Linked DNA regions of Homo sapiens: region 2 is linked to region 1. Evidence: read pairs that join two places in POLR2A ChIA-PET (ENCODE). Cell type or tissue: HCT116. All regions are shown on one strand. Each heading gives the region's core, and the rest is flanking DNA. Links, peaks and the distances in the headings are about the cores only. Region 1 has its middle 180 kb from the start of TNFSF18. Region 2 has its middle 120 kb from the start of TNFSF18.

Region 1 (2,927 bases), core at 150-2,649:
TTAAGATGAAGAAATAAAGTTTTATGAAGAATAGAATATTTACATGGCCTGAAAGCATTGTCCCACAACATACGTATGAATTACAAAGGAAAAAAGAGTGACTTTATCCTGGCAAGCCTGGATAATATCACCTTAATCAAAGGACCAAATTAACATAATCAGTAATATGACAAATCAAAATTGTATGTCATCTTATAGGAAGAAATAAGAACACAGCATCACTTCAGTGCTATATTTGCCAAAGAATACCCTGAATTTCACCATGTTTCAACAATCAGATTCATGAATCTAATCTAATCAAACATCATACAAAATCAAATTGAAAGACACTCTACAAAATAACAAACCCGCAATCATCAGAAGTGTCAAGGTCATGAAAGTTAAGAAGAGAAGACTAAGATGAAGGCAATCTAAAGAGACACAACTAAATGCAACATGTAATCCTGAACTGGATCCTTCTCCTCTAAAAGACATCAGTGGGACAATTGCTGAAACTTCAGTGAGGGTTAGAATAGAATGACAGAAATATCTCAGTGTTGGGCCAGGCGCAGTGGCTCACACCTGTAATGCTAGCACTTTGGGAGGCCAAGGAGGGTGGATCACCTGAAGTCAGGAGTTCGAGACCAGCCTGGCCAATATGGTGAAACTCTGTCTCTACTAAAAATACAAAAATTAGCCAGGTGTGGTGGCAGGTGCCTATAATCACAGCTACTCAGGAGGTGAGGCAGGAGAATCACTTGAACCTGGGGGGCAGAGGTTGCAGTGAGCCAAGATCATGCCACTTCACTCTAGCCTGGGCAACAGAGTGAAACCCTGTCTCAAAAAAAAAAAAAAAAAAAAATCCCAGTGTTAATTTCTTGATTTTGATGGTCGTTTTGTGGCTATATAGGAGAATTTCCTTATTTGTTATGAATACATACTAAAGTTTTCAGATGTAACAGGGCATCCTGTCAACAACTTTCCTGTAAGTTTGAGGTAGTTTGACAAAGGTCTTAAGTGGAGTTGACAAAGGTCTTAAGTGACAAAGGTCTTAAGTTGACAAAGGTCTTAAGTCACTCCTGGGTGACTCAGTAGGGAAGGACATAGGGCTTTTGTGCAGAATAGGTGTGGACCTTTGTCCTCACTCTTTATTCTCCCAGCATACTCTACAACACCCAGAGGCTGAGAGAATGATGTGTCTATGTGATTTCATAGCAGAGATGTCCTGGTGTGTGTGCAGGACAGCACTTTCTAGTTCTGAGTCATCATGTAAAGTGAGCTTCCTCTGATCTTTTCAATATAAATGATTTTTTTAAAGCCCTTCCTTCTCAAACCCATTCCCATGCAGGTTACTCTCTAGTTGTAAGATGGGAGCAGGAATTGGGGAATAACCCTGGGTTTGGAAAGTTAAGACCTAGTTTGACCTTGGTCTCTTTGAGAAGCCTTACCTCTCTGGTTGCCATGAACATCAGTTGAGATATGTGTGAAAACTCTTTGATGTATGTTATGTAAATGCTAGTATAATAATGGCTACTTCCCATCATCAGGGCTCACAGGAGGCAAAATTAAGTCATAGGTGAAGTTGTTCTCAGTTTTCTTTCTCTGTTGTCCTTTTCACCACTGTAGCAACTATTACTTTGGTGTTCTGATGGTAACTTTGTATTCCCCTCATTGCTTCTACATTTATTATTTGAAAATAATTTGTAAGGAAGATTTGTTCATTTTCCCTCATTTATTTATTCAGTCATATATATCAGGATCTAAAAATTCAGAATATATAAAATCAGTGTACATATAGTATATATTATTGATTCGTATGTATTTATTAATTTGAACTTTTCATCTAAGAATAATTTTAGATTTACAGGAAAGTTGCAGAGCTCTCATATATCTCTCATCTAGTTTCAGTTTCCTCCACGCCATCATCTTACATTACAATAGTGCATTTGCCAAAACTAAGAAACTGACATTGGTACATCACTATTCACTAAACTCCAGATTCTATGTGGATTCCCTCAGTTTCTCTATCCATGTATTTTGCTGTTCCAGGAGCCAACCCAACACACCCTACTGTATTTTGTTTTTATACTTCCTCAGTCTCCTCTGGTCTGAGATAGCATGTTTTTCCTTTATCGCCTTGAGGAAAGACATCTCATTCATAGTACAATCAGATTCATTTGATACAGTCTGCATTCCATCCTGGGATCCCATCAATATCTTGGGTGATTTTTATATTTGCATACAATGAAGTTTATTCTCTGTAATGTATACATCTACAGGTTTTAGCAAAAGCATAGTGATGTATTCACCACCATGGTACCATACAGATTAGTTTTGTCACTCCAAAAATTCCCTTGTGCAGCCCATTTGCAGTCAACTCTTCCTACTTCCTCAAATCCCTGGTATCAAATGATCTGGATTTTTGTGTGTCTATAATTTTGTCTTTTCAAGAATGTCACACATAGAATCATACATATAACCTTTGGGATCTGGCTTCTTTCACTCAGAAAAATACATTTAAGATTTGTTTGTGCTATTTCATGAATCTATAGTTTATTTTTATTACTGAATAACTGTCCATTCCATGGATATACCAGTTTATCCATTCACTTGATGAAGAGCATCTTGGTTATTTCCAATTTTGGGTGATTATGAATAAAGCACAAAATATAAACATTTTATATATGGGATTTTGTGAATATATTTTTTCAATTCTCTTAAGCAAATAACTAAGATTGAGATTCCTAGATCAAATGGCAAGTGTGTGTTTAACTTTAAAAGAAACTGTCCAATTCTACCAAAGGACTATACCATTTTGCATTCCCACCAGTCAGTGAATGAGAGTTCCTGTTACTCTACATCTTTGTCAGCCTTTGGTGTTGTCTGTTTTTTTCCAAGACATTTTAATAGTTATTTGGTAGTATATCATTATGGTTTTAATTCACAAT
Region 2 (2,927 bases), core at 246-2,745, 63 kb before region 1:
AGCTGGAAGAAGTATGAAAATGTGATTCCTGTTGAATGCCATCCAAGAGAAATAGACTCTGGCAGTATAGGGGCAGCAACTTTATGAAGAATTCCTTTGGTTATATGAAGAAAACAATAGAATTGCCATATTGTCAAGCAATTCTACTCTTAGTATATACTCAAGAGAAATGAAATCATATATTCACTAAAAATGTGCACACACTCATAGCAGCATTACCCAGAATAGCCAAAAAGTAGAAACAACTCAAGTGTCCATCAGCTGGTTAATGGATAAATAAAAATGTGGTATATCTATACAATGGAATATAACTTACTCTCAGAAAAGGAATGAAGTACTAACACAGGTTGCAACATGAATGATCCTTGAGAACATTATGCTAAGTGAAAGCAACCAGTCACAAAAGCACACATATTTATACAGCATTTCCATGATACTATTTATACAGCATTTTCGTAATAGGCAAATCATGGAGACAGGAAGTAAATTAGTGGTTGCTAGAGGTTGGAGGGGAGAATAGGAAATGGATTATTCAAGCATAGATTTCTTTTGAGAGTGATGAAAATATTCTGGAATTAGATAGTGATATCTGCAGTTATGTGAATATACTGAAAACTGTTGAACTGTACATTTTAAAATAGTGATTTTTATGGTATGTGAATCTCATTTAAAAAATCAAGAGCAGTGTAAATTATCCATTCTTTCCATGATAGAGCAGGACAAATGATGAATGTATATGTTGGCCAGTGGCATAAGTGCAATTTGAAGCTTCATAGCATGGTAATTTGTGGCTTACAGAATGCTCACATTCTTCAGTACCTTAAAATTGTTGATCCTAATGTGCTCCTCTTCTCTTTTCTTCTCATCCCCACTTTTATCCTCTACCATACATACAAGTCATTTCTAGTGTAAATTTTAGCTGTACATTTCCATGTTGCAGACATTACAATTTTCAACATGTTCAATGACTAGGCCCAGAAGAGGATGTCATCCAAGGCAATGTTTTCCAAAGTGGATCAAAATTACTGAGGAAGGGAGTCTTTTAAAAAATCAGCTTCCAGGACTATGCATAGAAGCAAGGAATTTACCTTGATCACGAGCATCGCAGGAGATGGATGCATAGGCACATCCACGTTTGGGAATCTGCTTCTAGAAATTGAGCAAGACTTAATGCGGGTTCTTTGCCTGTTCACTCAGTGATGACAATTATGGTTAAATAAACTTTCCTAGGCCTCTGAACTTATCATTGACTCTGTCTCCTTTGTAACTCTGCTCTCCTCTTCCCAGATGACTGGCCATCTGGATGCTGTAGTGTCAGGGGAAGTACACAAAGCAGCCTTCCCCATTCCGTGTGAGAAGACTGACATTCTCTGCACTTAAAGGCAAAGATGCTTGCATCAAATTTACCGAATAAGGCACAGACTCACTTCAGGACCCTGTGTCCCATTGTTCCTTCTATATTTGGAAGACTAAACTAAGAGAGTTCTGATAATGGACCAAGGGATACACCATCTATGACGTTATTATTAACACAAATGGGTTAAATAAGAGGAAAAATAATTTATCATCTGTGTCCCTCGCAGGCAAACAGGAAATCCTTCTGATAGTTATCTGGCCAGCATGACTCAGCATGGCTGTGACTCATCTTCCATTCCCTGGTGTATTTCTAATGTGTACCCATAGTGTGAGTCCATGGAGGCTGCCAGGTTTTTGTAATCCCTCTTCTACCCCTACCCTCAACCTCCCAGGCAGCCTGAGATCTGACAAAGAGAAGTTAAAAAACGCAAATATTCCAAATCAGTGACTGGAAAAAGTGATATCACAAGCGAAACAAGAATCCAGTCCATAGGCCAAGACTGCTATCTCTCTCTCTTTTTTTTTTTTTTTTTTGAGATAGAGTCTCGCTCTGTTGCCCAGGCTGGAATGCAGTGGCGCGATATTGGCTGACTGCAAGCTCCGCCTCCCGGGTTCACGCCATTCTCCTGAGTAGAGTAGCTGGGACTACAGGCGACCGCCACCACACCCAGCTAATTTTTTTGTATTTTTTTTAGTAGAGACGGGGTTTCACCGTGTTGGCCTGGATGGTCTCGAGCTCCTGACCTAGCTACCTGCCTGCCTCAGCCTCCCAAAGTGCTGGGATTACAGGGGTGAGCCACCACGCCCGGCCCAAGTCTGCTATCTCTATTCCAACAAGGTAAGAACCAATCTCCAAAACAGGCCTCTAAATGAAACTGATTTTTTCTTCTTAAGCAACCTACATCAAGACCAAAACCTAATTAATGACTTCTTAAATTCTATTTTTTTAATATATAAATCCCCCCAAACATTTAAAAATACCTTACTTTCTAGAGCCACTATCTAGGAGCCACTTCTGCTCTGGCTGTCCAGTTTCACCTGAGTTTCTCTTCCTGGCTGTGTTTTTCTGTTCTTAGGCTGGTGATGAATACCAACAGTAACCCTGAGAAGTTCACCTTTGTCCCTTCCACTCAGCCCACTGTGTGCCATACTGGGAACTGAAGAACTAGCCTCAGGGTAAAGAAAGCTAGTGATTGCAATCAAAATGAAGCAGAACATCACATAAGATTTGATTCCATGGGATTATCCCAGAACCCCACGTTCCTAGACCTGATACCATCTTCAAGCAGAAGGTGGAATTGACTTTCCCTATATTCCAACTTTTCAGCTGTAATTCCTCCTTTTGGCATGTGCCCCATTTAAGATGCCTTTGATGTTCAAGTTAACTTGGTTTTATATTTAGTAAGCATTGTACAAGTATAGCAAGCAGGAGTGTACTTTGATCATGACTGCCCATTTCTCACTGTCACTCCATTTCTGTAGATCAGTGATTTTCAAAGCATAGTTCTCAGACCTGTGACAACATCAGCACCTTGGAATATGTAGAAATGCAGATTCTTAGGCCCCACCTC

Evidence for each region. Peaks named below come from ENCODE experiments on the same cell type or tissue, not always from the same donor. Only the 100,000 strongest peaks of a DNase experiment are listed, where the experiment ranks them.
Region 2: POLR2A ChIA-PET joins it to region 1 with 5 read pairs; 2 of 35 experiments call an interaction of 5 or more read pairs at or near these places.

Annotation. Positions count from the first base shown.
Region 1 is chr1:172,869,639-172,872,565 of GRCh38, reverse strand. No RefSeq gene overlaps it. Among named protein-coding and RNA genes, the nearest start is that of TNFSF18, 180 kb to the left of the region's middle. In HCT116, for the core only: no CTCF peak of the experiment used is centred there; a DNase peak (open chromatin) is centred at 1,205; H3K27ac peaks cover 2,500 bases.
Region 2 is chr1:172,932,768-172,935,694 of GRCh38, reverse strand. No RefSeq gene overlaps it. Among named protein-coding and RNA genes, the nearest start is that of TNFSF18, 120 kb to the left of the region's middle. In HCT116, for the core only: no CTCF peak of the experiment used is centred there; a DNase peak (open chromatin) is centred at 1,654; H3K4me3 peaks cover 1,664 bases; H3K27ac peaks cover 2,500 bases.